Linked DNA regions of Homo sapiens: all the other regions are linked to region 2. A link is a contact called in ENCODE Hi-C or POLR2A ChIA-PET data. All regions are on one chromosome and are shown on one strand. The core of a region is the stretch at or near the end of the contact, and the rest is flanking DNA. Distances in the headings are between cores, read along the strand shown. Region 1 holds the start of LINC01765 (long intergenic non-protein coding RNA 1765). Region 2 holds the start of VANGL1 (VANGL planar cell polarity protein 1). Region 3 holds the start of CD58 (CD58 molecule).

Region 1 (4,410 bases), core at 1,911-4,410, 540 kb before region 2:
AGTAGTGAGATTGCTGGGTCAAATGATATTCCTGTTTTTAGTTCTTTGAAGAATCACCACATTGCCTTCCATGATGGTTGAACTAATTTACACTCCCACCGACAGTATATAAATGTTCTTTTTTCTCTGCAACCTTGCCAGCATGTGTTATTTTTTGACTTCTTAATAATAACCATTCTGACTGGTGTGAGATGGTATGTCATTGTGGTTTTGATTTGCACTTCTCTCATGATCAGTGATGTTAAGTATTTTTTCATATGCTTGTCGGCTGCATGTATGTCTTCTTTTGAAAACTGTCTGTTCGTGTCCTTTACTCACTTTTTAATGGGGTTGTTTGTTTTTTTCTTGTAAATTTGTTTAACTTCTTTATAGATGCTGGATATGAGACCTTTGTCAGACACATAGATTGCAAACATTTTCTCCCACTCTGTAGGTATTGAAACTGGGTATTGAAGGAACATACCTCCAAATAATAAGAGCCATCCATGACAAACCCACAGCCAAAATCATACTGAATGGGAAAAAGCTGGAAGCATTCCTGTTGAAAACCGGCACAAGACAAGGATGCCTTCTCTCACCACTTCTATTCAACATAATATTGGAAGGCCTGGCCAGAGCAATCAGGCAAGAGGAAAAAAATAAAGGGCATCTAGATAGGAACAGAGGAAGTCAAACTATTCCTGTTTGCAGACAACATTATCCTATATATACAAAATCCCATTGTCTCAGCCCAAAAGCTCCTTAAGCTGATAAACAACTTCAGCCAAGTGTCAGGATACAAAATCAATATGCAGAAATCACTAACTTTTCTTTTCTTTATTATTATTATTTTTTAGATGGAGTCTTGCTCTGTCACCCAGGCTGGAGTGCAATGGCACGACCTCGGCTCACTGCAAACTCCACCTCCCAGATTCAAGCAATTCTCCTCCCTCAGGCTCCCAAGCAGCTGGGATTACAGGCACGCGCCACCACGCATGGCTAATTTTTTTTTTTTGTATTTTTAGTAGAGATGGGGTTTCACCATGTTGGTCAGGCTGCTCTCAAACTCCTGACCTCATGATCCACCCGCCTTGGCTTCCCAAAGTGCTGAGACTACAGGCATAAGCCACCACACCCGGGCAAAAATCACTAACTTTTCTATAAACTGACAACAGTCAAGCCGAGAGCCAAATCAGAAATGCAATCCTGTTCACAATTGCCACACACAAAAAATAAAATACCTAGGAATACAGCTAACAAAGGAGGTGAAAGAGCTCTACAAGGAGAACTATAAAACACTGCTCAAAGAAAGCAGAGATGACACAAACAAATAGAAAACTTTCCATGTTCATGGACGGGAAGAGTCAACATTGTTAAAATGGCCATACTGCCCAAAACAATTTATAGATTCAATGCTATTCCTATTAAACTACCATTGACATTCTCCACAGGACTATGAAAATTATTTTAAAATTCATATGGAACCAAAAAAGAGCCCAAATAGTCAAGACAGCCCTAACCAAAAATAACTAAGCTGGAGGCATCACATTACCGGACTTCCAACTATACTATAGGGCTACAGTAACCAAAACAGCACAGTATTGGTACAACAGTAGACACATAGACAAATGGAACAGAATAGAGAATAGAGGCTGCACACCTGCAACTATCTGATCTTTGACAAACCTGACAAAAACAAGCAATAGGGAAAAGACTCCCTATTCAATAAATGGTGCTGGGAGAACTGGCTAGCCATATGCAGAAGATTAAAACTGGACCCCTTCCTTACAACATACACAAAAATCAACTCAAGATGGATTAAATACTTAAATGTAAAACCCCAAAGTATAGAAACCCTGGAAGACAACCTAGGCAATACCATTCTGAACAATTGCTCTTTCAAGAGGCTTAGTTGTGAGTGGTGCAGCAAGATGAGTGGAAGCAAGCTTCTTTTCTTTTTCCTTTTCTTCCTTCCTTTCTTAATGGGGAAGATTTAAATGTGTTCATAGTCCTGGGGGAAGGTGCCTGGGGAGAGAGAGGTTGAAGGAGAAGAAAAGCGAGAGCAGTGTTTCTGCAGAAATAGAATGGGACTGAGAACCAGACACTGATGGGGGCTTGCATTTGGAAACAAGGAAAATAAGCAAGGGTGGAGTTGTAGTACCATTTTGTATTATATGTCTCATAACCCTAGTATCTGAACTCTCTGTGATCAGACTTTGCTGCCTGTGGACTTTTCTACGTATTGATTTTAGTGTCTTGTTCCTTGTGTATTATGTGATTTTTTTAAAGCTGTAAACTGCTTACTTTCCTTGGAAATTTGTGGGAATTCTTTGAGTCCTTAGTTGAGATTTTATTCCTCCAGAGAGGATTTTCTTTGCCTTCTGCAAATCATCTCAAGGCAGTACCATAGTGTTAATTCAGACAACAAATCCATTTGAAGGCTGGCTTGTGGTGACAAGGTCTCAGGGGAGATTTTCCCCACTCCAACACCAAGTCCAAAACGTATACATTTCTTTGTCGTCTTTTGCATGATGGGTTTATTTCTTGTCTACTCTTCCCTTGAGGGTGTATCCTTTGGGAGGAGGTACCAGGTTTGGGTGAGGTCTCCTAATACACTGTCTATATTAATGGCATTTTAGGCTTTACTTCACAAACCCCAAGCGGTTGCAGCTGTCGAAACCGAAACCCAGGGCAAAAGGTGGCTTTGGTGCCTGCTTACTTCGAGTTCTTGCTTTCACTTCATTTTGGCCTTTGTAGATTCTCTTCCTTTTGTGCTAGCTCAACGATGTGGTTTTATTTTTACATTCTTACATATTTTATCCAGGGTCTTAGTTTCAGTCGAGAAGGTAGTTCAGGATATCAAATCTGCCCTACTGCTAGAAAAGGAAGCCCGGTGTGCCTGCTATCGTAACTTTGGTTTTGATAAGCAAACACGAGCAGTTTTTGACTGCTGGGTTTACAGCATAGGAACCCTGTTGCTATGCAGCTGTTGTTGGAAAATAGTCTGTGGGCTCAGAGTTTCTAAACCAACCGTCTATTGGATGCCCAGAGAAGGAAGGAAAGCGAGGGCCCTGGCTTGCTGATTACAAACCATCTCCATGGTCACAGGTTGCTGGGTGCTCCTTTTACGATGTTTTCCCAGCAGCATGCAGGCAGCAGTAGCTTCCTTTGATCATTTTTCAGTTTCTGTTATTTGCTAGTGAGAGAAAGTTTATACCTGCTTGTGGGGACATGAGTGAAGAAAGAGAGGGGACTTTGAAACAAGAGAAGAGAGCAAACTCAAAAGGTAACTGTTTGTTTTCATAGGACCCTATGGGAACAACTAGCCCATTTTTGTTTTCACTCGTGCAGCCAGTTGGGGGAAGGAGAGGAACATAACTCATCCAGGTCTGAGGTCTAAGTCTGAATATTTATTGTGCCTCACAGATGATCCCCATTTGAATCATCCAAATTAGGAAAGAGTTTAAAAAATTACTGAGTAATAGTCTGGCAGAATTTTAATGTGACTTCTCTTGTTGACTTTAAGGTTTAACAGAGGCCCCAAAGGCTGAGAGCAAAATTGTAGGTACTTAAGTACCTTTACATTCTAAAGCAAGGTGCAAGATTGTCTATATTAGTCAGACATTATATATTCATATAAGAGATTTATTATAAGGAGTTGGCTCATGTGATTATGGAGGCTGACAGTCCTGAGGTCTGCAGTCAGCAAGCTGGAGACCCAGGAGAGCTAATAGTGGGGTTCTAGTCTGAATGCTGTCAGACTCCAGACCCAAGGAGAGCTGATGTTTCAGTTCAAGTCCAAAAACAGGAAAAGATCTATGTCCCAGGTCAAGCACTCAGGAAGGAGTTCCTTTTTACTTGCAAAAGGGTCAACCCTTTTGTCCTATTCAGGCCTTCAGCTGAGCAGATGAGAGCTGCCCTTTAAGAATGGTAATCTATTTTACTTGGTCTACCAATTTACACCCTCACAGGCATACCCAGAATAATGTTTGACCAAATATTTGGGGCCCCCCTGGCCTAGTCAAGTTGACATGTAAAATTAACCATCACAGAGAACAAAAGAAATGTAAAACAGGTAGACTAAATTGAAAACATACAATGAGATGGTAAATTTATACCTAAATATATCAGTAACTTCTGTTGAAAATAATCAAGAAAAAGAGAGATTGCACAAATAACCAATGTCAGGAAAAAAAAAAGATTAATAACTCCAGATCTGCAGAGATTTAGATAATAATAGGATAATATAAACAACTGCAAATAAATTTGAAAGGTAGGTAAAATGGACTGATTCCTTTGAAAAGTAACATCAGAATGCACTCAATGAAAATTAGAAGTTTGAATAGCCTTGTAAGCATTAAAAAATTGTATATGATCTTTTCACAAAAACAAAAAAGTCCAGCCCAGATTGTCCTTCAGTGGTGTGTTCTG
Region 2 (4,839 bases), core at 1,262-3,761:
GCCCCCATTCCAGGGGAGTGAGCAGTTACGTCTCACTGGCATTCCAGGAGCCACTGAGGTATGAAAGAAACCTTCTGCAGGTATCTCAGTGTCTGCCCAAATGGCCGCCCAGTTTTGTGCTTGAAACCCAGGGCTCTGGTGGCATAGGCACCCAAGGGACTTTCCTGGTCTGTTGTTTGTGAAGACCATGGGAAAAGCATAGTATCTGGGCTGGAATGTACTGTTCCTCACAGCACAGTCCCTCATGGTTTCCCTTGGCTAGGGGAGGGAGTTCCCCAATCCCTTGCGCTCCCTGGGTGAGGTGACGCCCCACCCTGCTTCAGCTCGCCCTCTGTAGGCTGCACCCACTGTCTAACCAGTCCCAATGAGATAAGCTGGGTACCTCAGTCGGAAATGCAGAAATCACCTGCCTTCTGCATTGATCTTGCTGGGAGCTGCATACTGGAGCTGTTCCTATTCAGCCATCTTGCCCAGGTCCCCCGGCATGTTTTTTTTTTTTTTTTTTTAATTGAGATGGAGTCTCGTTTTGCCCAGGCTGGAGTGCAGTGGCATGATATCAGCTCACTGCAACATCTGCCTCCTAGGTTCAAGCAATTCTCCTGCCTCAGCCTCCTGAGTAGCTGGGATTACAGGTGCCTGCCACCACGCCTGGCTAATTTTTTTATTTTTAGTAGAGATGGGGTTTCGCCATGTTGGCCAGGCTGGTCTTGAACGCATGACCCCAAGTGATCTGCCCATCTCAGCCTCCCAAAGTGTTGGGATTACAAGCTTCAGCCACCAAGCCCGGCCTCTACATGGCATTTAAAGGTGAATTTATTATTTTAAAATAGGTTATTTGCAACTACCCCTCTTTCCCACAAAACATCATCTGGTAAGGTGGCTAGACATAAGAACCTAAGTGAATTAGAATTACTTTCTGAAAACTCATTGAAGATCTCTGTGTTAATTGGAGCTATTCAGGTACATGACTAGAATTGGAAATCCCTGGCCTGTTTGAACTTTGAAAGTTCTACATTTTAGAGATGAGAGAGACATGTTTTTATAATGTTCTACATTTCTGACCCTGAGTGCTGATTTGGGTGAATAGACCATTGGCTTTACCCATAGGAACCTGGCTGCCTGAGTCAGCAACATCTGCTCTCTGGAGCCTACTGGGAGGCTGGGGGTGGGGGAGGAAGATGGTCTAGGCCACTGAGTGGGGCAGCAGAGCCTGGGGACTAGGAGTGGTGAAAATCAGCCACATTGAACATATGGGTGTCTTCTCAAGGAAATGTGACATATGCGAGAGAAAATGGAGTCTAGAAGGGATGAGGAAGAGGTGATCAAGGGAGTGAGGGGTTCTTGGAGCCAAGGTTCCCTGATTAAGGCTAGTCAGGGTGGGCCTGCATTTCCCCACCCCAAATGCCCGCAATACTCCTGTAGACAACTCTTAGGAAATTCAGCACTTCATTATACACTGCTTCCACTGGAAAATCCTGCCACGTAAGCAGCTTTGGGTCCCAGCTAGATTGGAGATGATCAGTAAGGAACCCTAATGCTACCAACACAAGACAACTAAGAAAAGTGCAAATATTCATGAAAATCGTTGCCAACTGTTTTGTAATCCTCACCACAATCCTGCAAGGTGGACAGCAGCATCCTCACCACTTTTCAGACAGGTAAACAAAGGCTCAGAAAGGAAACAGTACCTGGTTGGAATCAGCACTGAAGCTTCAGCTACCTGCCTGCAGAGATGTGCTCATCTAGCAGTTTCTAGGAGACTAGGCTGGCGGCAGTGCCTGCTCTGATAAGGGAGGAGGAGGGGAGAGGCTTGCTGTGGTGGCTTGTAGGGGGTGTGTGTGTGTGTGTGTGTGTGTGTGTGTGTGTGTCTATTTGTGGGGTCATTTCCAGGGCTACATGTGAGTTTAAGTGTGTGTATATGGGTTGAGATATGGTGTATATGGATATTTGTCGGTCAGTTCTTGGAAAGTGTGTATATGAGTGTGTGTTGAGTGGGGTTGGGGGGTTAGTCCCTGAGCCGTGTGAATATGTGGATGGGGGCACTCGTGAGGGCAAATGGGCTCGGATTTTGTGCATGATTGTGTGTGTGTGTGTGTGTGTGTGAGCTTGAGATTCCAAGTATGTGGGGGAGGGAGGGGGCGGTGTCGGAGATCAATCCCTGGGCCATGTGTTTATAGTGTGTGTGTCTGCCCAGAAGAGAGTGGGTTACTGGGCTGTGCACGTCTGTGTAGGGTGAGTGTGTGTATGAGGGTGAATGAGTGTGGGAGGTGTCATTCCCTGGTCCGTGTGTAAGAGTGTGACCGCGCACGCCTTCGTGTGTGTCCCGGGTGTGTGGGGTCGGGGCGGTGACGAGGTGAGGGGGACGCCGGCCGAGCCCCGCCCTCCGCTGCAGGTGGGCCGGCCCCGCGGCGGGGCCGGCAGCGCTAGCTGTTCTTGGCTCGCGGCCGCGCCGGGCTCGCAGGGCTGGGCTCGGGCTGCGGGGCGGCGCCGGGACAGGAAGCGGAAAGCAGCAGTGCAGCGGCGGCGGCGGCGGGGCTCTGCCTCTCCAGGAGCCCAGCGCAGGCCGCAGAGCCGGGGCCGCTGTGAGCCGAGACCGCGGGCCGCGGAGCTCGGGCGGCCGGCGCGGAGGTGAGTCCCGCGAGAGGCCGAGCGCTGCGCGGCGGCGGTCCCCGGGGCAGACCGTTGGCTGGGAGACGCCCCCACCTCGGACCCCGCGTGCCCCTGCGCCCTCCTCCCGCATTCGCCCCGCCGGACTTCGACCCCGGGTGGCCGGCTCCCGCCTCGGGCCGGGGGCTCCCTCCCCTCCTCCGGAGCGCTCCGGGTAGTGCTTCCTCTGACTCCACTCTTCTCCCCATGCGTTGCGCCCCTCCTGGCCCTGCCGTGCGATCTCCGCCGCACCCCACTCCTTGGGGTCCCGGGGTTCCCTGCTCACACCTCGGACGTCCCTTTCTCCCCGGGCTGGCCTTTGGAGTGCGCCCCTTCGGTGCGCGTGCCGGGGCGGCGGGCAGGCCGGCAGGGAGTGGCCGAGCGTTGGAGGCACCGGGCGGCTGCAGCAGCCGTGCAGGGCGGGAGCCGGGCGCGCACCGGGGTTCCCACCCCTGGCGGGGCTCGACCCGGGCGCCGCCTGGCCCTTCGCCAGGAACCGGGACAGAGCTGGTCTGTGTGCACACCTCGCTCACAAAAAATTGAGCCGGCCCTGGAGGCCTGGGGGGCGAGTCCGGTTGCGCCTCGGAGAGCGCAACAGGCAGGTAGGAGTTTACTTTCAAAAACGCCGGGGTGGAGCAGAGGCGCCTGGCGGGTCTCTGCCCAAGGTGTCCCTGCTGGAGGAAATCTCACCGCGCCGGGGCAGCCTTCGCCACCGGCAGGACCTCATTTCCTTCTGCAGTCTTTGAACTGCCCCAAGCATCGCGCCTAGAGAAGTGTGAAGCTTTATAAAAATTTAAACGCGTCCGTGGTGGCGGCAGCAGTGGGGCGGAGCCGCGGCCTGGCTGCTGTGTGATGAGCAGATGAGACTTGGAGCTGAGGAATCTGTTGCTCAGTTTTCACTTCTCCAAACCAGGTCTAATGCCCACGCTGCGAAGGTGTTGTGAGCTCTCTTAGATTCTCCTTAGGAAGTGTTAGAGCGCCTTATGATGATGATTGTGTAGATGGCCCATGCATTTTGTTAAAACTCTTGACCTGGCTTTGGTTAGAAATGAATGTATTCTTAGACACTTAGTCCAAAAGCTAACAAACTGTAAAAGAATCTGGCATTTTCACTGACATGTTTATAAATTTTACGGGGCTGCTGAAAAATATTATAACTTGTATCACCAGTCAACAATGCTAATTAGCATTCTCCCGTCAGTGGGTGGGTTGAGTACACAGCTCCCAGGCTCTGCAAGTGAGATGGCAGAAATTGTCTGAATACAGGGAGAGGTAATTAGCCATTTTCTGTAACCACTAATTATAGAGTTTTTAGGGTTGAATTAAATCAATGTGATATAGTTGGGGCTTTGATTTGTGGGAGGAAACTGTTTCTTTTTCCAGTTCAAAGAAATAACACGCTTCACCTATCCATGAGCATTAAACATTCCCAAACGTTGATGTCTCTCAGTATAATTAGTGAAAACACTCAGTGTGGAATTTCACTATTAACAATGTTGGCAGTGAGGCTTGCTTGCAACTTAATTTGTAAGTAAAATGGGAGAAGAATTTTGAGAGTGATATATTTGTAAGGACTGCTTGCCAAGCAGTACATTTTTATTGTCTTATGTATTAAGCAACAGGACAAAACCATAAAGGAAATTTAAAGTTTCTTTACCAAGCAACAATTCCATGTCACCCTTTGTTTGAAGGATAAATGTGTTGAATGAAGAAGGCATCCTCCCCTTCATCATCCCCTTAACACACTTATATACACACACTGTGCTTGCTACCCTAGGCCTTATCAGCTATTTTGGTGGGATGGGCCCTTGTCACATTGTGTTTTAATTGGAGGTCTCCACATTGGGGCTGTGAGCTCATTGGGAGTTAGAACTATTTTAGATCCATTTCTTTTCTCCTGAGTGCCCCACGATGCTTGGAACACTGAACCTGTGAGTAGAAGTTGAAATTGCAAAATTCTTAGTGGGGTTATATGTGGTTTGGGACAATTTGTGATTGTTGCTTATACTCCTCTATATAAACAAACAATTCTAGTAATTGCTACAGTGCTGTCAATTTTCTGTAGCTAAGAACACAGGTTCTGGAGTTAGACTCTCAACGTTTAAGCCCTGGCTCCTGTGGCAGTCTGGTTTCCCTAACTAACATGATATTAATGTCTTATTTTTCTTAAACACTTGTTATGCGGATTAAGTG
Region 3 (4,361 bases), core at 152-2,651, 930 kb after region 2:
CAGGTCATATTCTGTCACCCAGGCTGGAGTTCAGTGGCACAATCACAGCTCACTGCATCCTCTGCCTCCGGGACTCAGGTGATTCTCCCACCTCAGCCTTCCGAGTAGCTGGGACTATAGGTATGCGCCACCACGCTCAGCTAATTTTTGTATTTTTTGTAGAGCCGATCTTTCACCGTGTTGGCCCTGCTGGTCTCCGATTCCTGGCCTCAAGTGATCCACCTGCCTCAGCCTCCCAAAGTGCTAGGATGACAGGTGTAAGCCACCACGCCCAGCCCAGGCCTCTTACAACACTGACTTATCTGATCGTGCGGGTACTTTTGAGTCTATCTCAACCCCTCCCCCTTGGCTGTCTTCCATAGATGCACACGCGCACCTCCCGGGCAGGCAGCGGACGCTGAGCAAACGGACGGACGGGCTGGAGGGCTGGCAGTGGGGTGCAGGAGCCAGCCATGAGAACCCCTCAAGTACAGTTGAACTCGCTGGGAGGTTACTGCTGTACTCCCGGGGTTTTGCTATGGCCTGACTGGGGCCAATGTGTGGAGGGTGAAGGAGGATGGGGAGGCAAAATGGGAAGAAGGGGACCTATTTCCTGAGGTTGTTGTGACGACTTGGCTGACAACACACGGAGAGGATGGAACCAGTTCTGATACTAGTTTTTAGGATTTGAGGGGAGGAAAAAGGAGCAGGAGTCGCACCACTTAGGAATCCCAACGTGAGGCCGCTGCCGACTGGGCTTCCTAGTTGCCTACCCGCTCCTCGCTGTGGGGCGATTCTGAAAAGTCCTCTCTGCTGATACGGCGGACGCCGCGCGGGCGGGGACGGCACCGCGCGGGGAGGGCAGCAGGCGTCGCCCTCGAGCAGGTGGCATCCGCGCCCGCTCCCCGTCCCGGGCGCGTTCACGGCTGGGAAAAATTTTGCAGTCCGCTGAAGCGCTCAGCGACGTTACTGGGGAAGCCCAGGAAGGAACTTGGTCACTGGAGCTCGGGAGGGGGCCGGCGGGGGGGCGCAGGCCCCGCAGGAGAGGCTAGCGGGCCGGAGCCCGTCCTTCCCTAAGGCCACACAGTTCCTTGCTGACTCCATGAGGGACACTGGCGATGAAATAACAACTTTCTCTTCCTGAAAAGGCTCCCACGGCTGAGTTGTTCCCGGCCCACAGCGACCCGTCCCCACCCGTCTCTGATCGGCAACCGCCTCGAGCCCGGCGCGTCCACCCAGCCTGGGTGCTGCCCAGTACCCGCCGGCCGGCGCGGGGCCCCTGGGGCAGGCTTCACTCACCAAAGCAGTGCAGCAGGCAGACCACGCTGAGGACCCCCAGGGCCCGCCCCGCGTCGCTCCCAGCAACCATGGCTCGTCGGGCCGGCCTCTGCGCGAGTGCCCAGCCACAAGCAGCCCTAAGTTCAAGCACCGCCTACGCGGTCGGCCAGAAGTAGGGCTCCGCCCCGCCCTGGGCTGGCAGCCGGCGGCCCGCCCCGGCCCTTCCTCCCCCACCCTCCGCGGCGCCGCGTTTGTCTTCGCGCTTCCACTCCCCGGGCGCGCCTCTGGCCTCGGCTCTGCGCGCCTCCTTCCTGTGTCCCCGGGGCGCCGTCCAGTCCCCCAGCTCGGTCCCTCCCGTCATTCCGCCGCCATTCCATACGCTATTTTTAAGTAAGAAATTCTTTCCTTGAAAATGGCTTGGTTTTAAAAACCAAGGTTTTAAAGTAAGAAATTCTTTCCTTGAAAATGGCTTGGTTTTAAAAACCAGGTTTCTCTGCCTTCCTACCGCACCTCCCGCGCTTCCCCTTAGCGTTTGGGGCGTGCTGTAGGCCCCTCCGTGGCTAGACGGGGCTGTGGCTCCCAGAGAGCCACCGGAGGAGGCAGCAGGACGGGCGGGAGCACCCGGGGCCCCTCATCCCTTCAGCGCTGTGTGATCCCGCATCAGACGGCCTCTTTGAACCACTTTTCCTCAAACATGACAAGGAAAGGGAGCATTTTAGACAACTGTTAGGCGTAGGGTTACCTGAGGCAGGCCTCCCCCGTCCCCATACTCCCTTATCCCCGGAGCTGGGATTTCCAGCCTTTGGTTTCTCCCTTCTCAGATTCCTCTTTTTCTGTCTTCCCCCATCTCAACCGGGACTTTCCCTCAGGCTGAGATGTCAGATCCACATCTCCCTCACTGCCCAGCCTCCCCACATCCATCCAGCCCAAGCTGAGGCAGGCACTCATCACTCTCCCCGCTCTTCATCAGTCTGGATTGAGCTGGCCCTCCCCTCACATCCCTATATCCCAGAACAAATGACCCTATTCCCAGAACCAGCTCCTCACATCAGCCTCCCTGTCTGTCCCCTTTCTTGCAGACAGAAGCACCAGAGTTGCCCCTGCCCAGCTGAGGGAGTTCACAGAACTCTTAGTTATTATGTGAGCAGGAATCCATTTCCATGAACAGGACTCCCTGCTGCCCAAATAACCACCAACACATACATGGTGCAGGTTGTGAAACTGAGTGGGAATGTGCTTTCTTGCTGCTTCACCTCCATTATCCCCAGGTGGGGACTCGAAGTCACTCAAGACACTTGAACCATATTGCAAAGAGACATGAATTATTTCTTAAGTTAGCCATAAAATCTTAAAAGGTATCTCTATCAGTGAAACTTCTGGGACCAATGCCCTCTACCACAAACCTGCTATCTCGAGATATTCCCTACCATCTGTAGATACTGGGAACACAAGGCAGGGGCAGTGTGTAACATAAAATATGAGGAAATCAAGTGTTCTCTGCCCTGGGCTGGTAGGAACTCAGGCCAACTTAGAAAGGCAGGATGGGGTTAGACCTTCAGACACTGGGGAGCCACAGAAAGTTTTTGAGCTGGGAAGTGATATGACAGCAAACATCTATTGAGCAGGCCCTGTGTGAAGTGCATTGCTTGGATTAACTTAGTCTTACTGCTGCTGTTGTTTTTGCAAATGAGGAAACTGATGCCTGGGGAAGGTAAATTACTCAGGGCACACAGTAAAGGGCAGAACTTGGAGTCCAGCTGAGGCCATGTCCAATGCCTCTACTCTTATCCCTTCATACAGGAACGGGATATGATAATGGGACTTTTGGACTGACAGCTATGCAGCCATTTGGACTGCCAGCAAGAGCTGTTAAGCCCCTTAAGAGCAGGGCTGAGGAAAGAACAGCCCAGTCACATGGGGCTGGGGAAGCCCCTCACCCCCAGGTCATGGTCTCCAGGTATTGGGTGAGGAATAACTCATTAGGCTTCCTTGGTTGGACTCTCCTTTGACCAAGGAGCAGTGCCTGCTCTTTCATTGAGAGAAATGCTGTCCATCAAGCACTTTTAGAAGCCCTCAAATGCCTGGTTAATTTTATGAATCAAAAGCAGCTCAGGAATGCTGGACCTGCAATGCGTTAAGCAGGCAGCCAAAAAGATTCCCTTTACATACTGAGAACCTGCTATCAAAAGGAGGGGTGGATGTATTTTTCATGCTGTGACTAGTATTGCAAGGTCCAGTTTTATCTTCTTGTCACTGTAGATAATCATGGATGAGAAAGTAAGAAAAGAGGGCAGCTGAAGAGGCCGGGGCTGTTCTTCCTAGCATGCCACTCTCTGGTGTCTTGACTCTCGTTTCTGCCAAACCTTTGGAACTACTCCCACAAAGCTTAGGAATCCCAGAATGTAGTGAGCAAAACACTGCTCAATCCTGCATAAATGCAAATTGTCATTTTCATTGCATGCCTCATGAGGGAACATACATTCATTTATATAAATACTGGTTGGATTTGCACGAAGGACATAGAAGGGTAATCTTATTCCATAATACTCTATTTCCCTTTTTAAAACATACCCTGGCAGAAAAAGAACATTAGAAAAAAATTAGGAAAAATTATACATAAGACTTAACATGGAACCATTATGGGTACCCAAGGGAGAGGCAGTCACATTTTCAACTCCTGGCCAAGCCAGCAGCTGCAAGGAGTTGATAAGGATGCAGCCAATGGTTCTGGGAGCAGAGGAAAGCACACACGAAAGCTTTTGAAAGTCTTGGATTTAGAAAAAGAAGAAAAAAAGAAGTGTCTCCCTCTGCTTCTTACTATCTAGTTCCTTTTTGCATATTCTATGAATTTTAAAGAATTATAGATGGGTTCTGACTAATCACGTATCACTGCTATGGTTTTAATCATTCTAACATTCTTCTCAATTTGCAGATGTAAACCCCTCCCAACACTGGAAGAGGAAACAGAGACCAGTGCGCTGTGCAGTCTCACTTAACTAGAATGCACAACTCCTGCTTTTATCACCATTCTGGGAAATCCCCGCTGCATTTCATGGCCAGGGCAGCACTTCATAGTTGGAAAAGGATGGTGTGGACTTGCCGCA

Evidence for each region. A loop is a pair of places that touch in the nucleus more often than their neighbours do. ChIA-PET counts read pairs that join two places held with the same protein, here RNA polymerase II (POLR2A). Pooled maps may share reads with other maps.
Region 1: a pooled map shows a loop between it and region 2 (15-fold over the local background). The contact joins the promoter of LINC01765 here to the promoter of VANGL1 in region 2. A Hi-C loop is called at or near these places in 4 of 37 single-sample maps with no recorded cell type and 9 of 50 pooled maps. POLR2A ChIA-PET finds 5 or more read pairs at or near these places in 1 of 52 experiments (PC-9).
Region 3: a loop to region 2 is called in a map with no recorded cell type, with 4 times the contacts of the local background. The contact joins the promoter of CD58 here to the promoter of VANGL1 in region 2. A Hi-C loop is called at or near these places in 1 of 37 single-sample maps with no recorded cell type and 1 of 50 pooled maps.

Annotation. Positions count from the first base shown.
Region 1 is chr1:115,096,487-115,100,896 of GRCh38, forward strand. It overlaps LINC01765 (long intergenic non-protein coding RNA 1765), which reads left to right and starts at 3,161. Exons shown (of 2, transcript XR_947722.3): 1 at 3,161-3,265. RefSeq lists an enhancer at 3,212-3,271.
Region 2 is chr1:115,639,459-115,644,297 of GRCh38, forward strand. It overlaps VANGL1 (VANGL planar cell polarity protein 1), which reads left to right and starts at 2,512. Exons shown (of 8, transcript NM_138959.3): 1 at 2,512-2,628. RefSeq lists a silencer at 2,244-3,233 and an enhancer at 2,369-3,127.
Region 3 is chr1:116,569,625-116,573,985 of GRCh38, forward strand. CD58 (CD58 molecule) reads right to left here and starts at 1,402. Exons shown (of 6, transcript NM_001779.3): 1 at 1,279-1,402. The coding sequence starts at 1,348. LOC124904385 (a long non-coding RNA gene) reads left to right here and starts at 1,351. Exons shown (of 2, transcript XR_007066497.1): 1 at 1,351-1,429; 2 at 4,190-4,361. RefSeq lists an enhancer at 474-533 and silencers at 1,004-1,073, 1,144-1,603.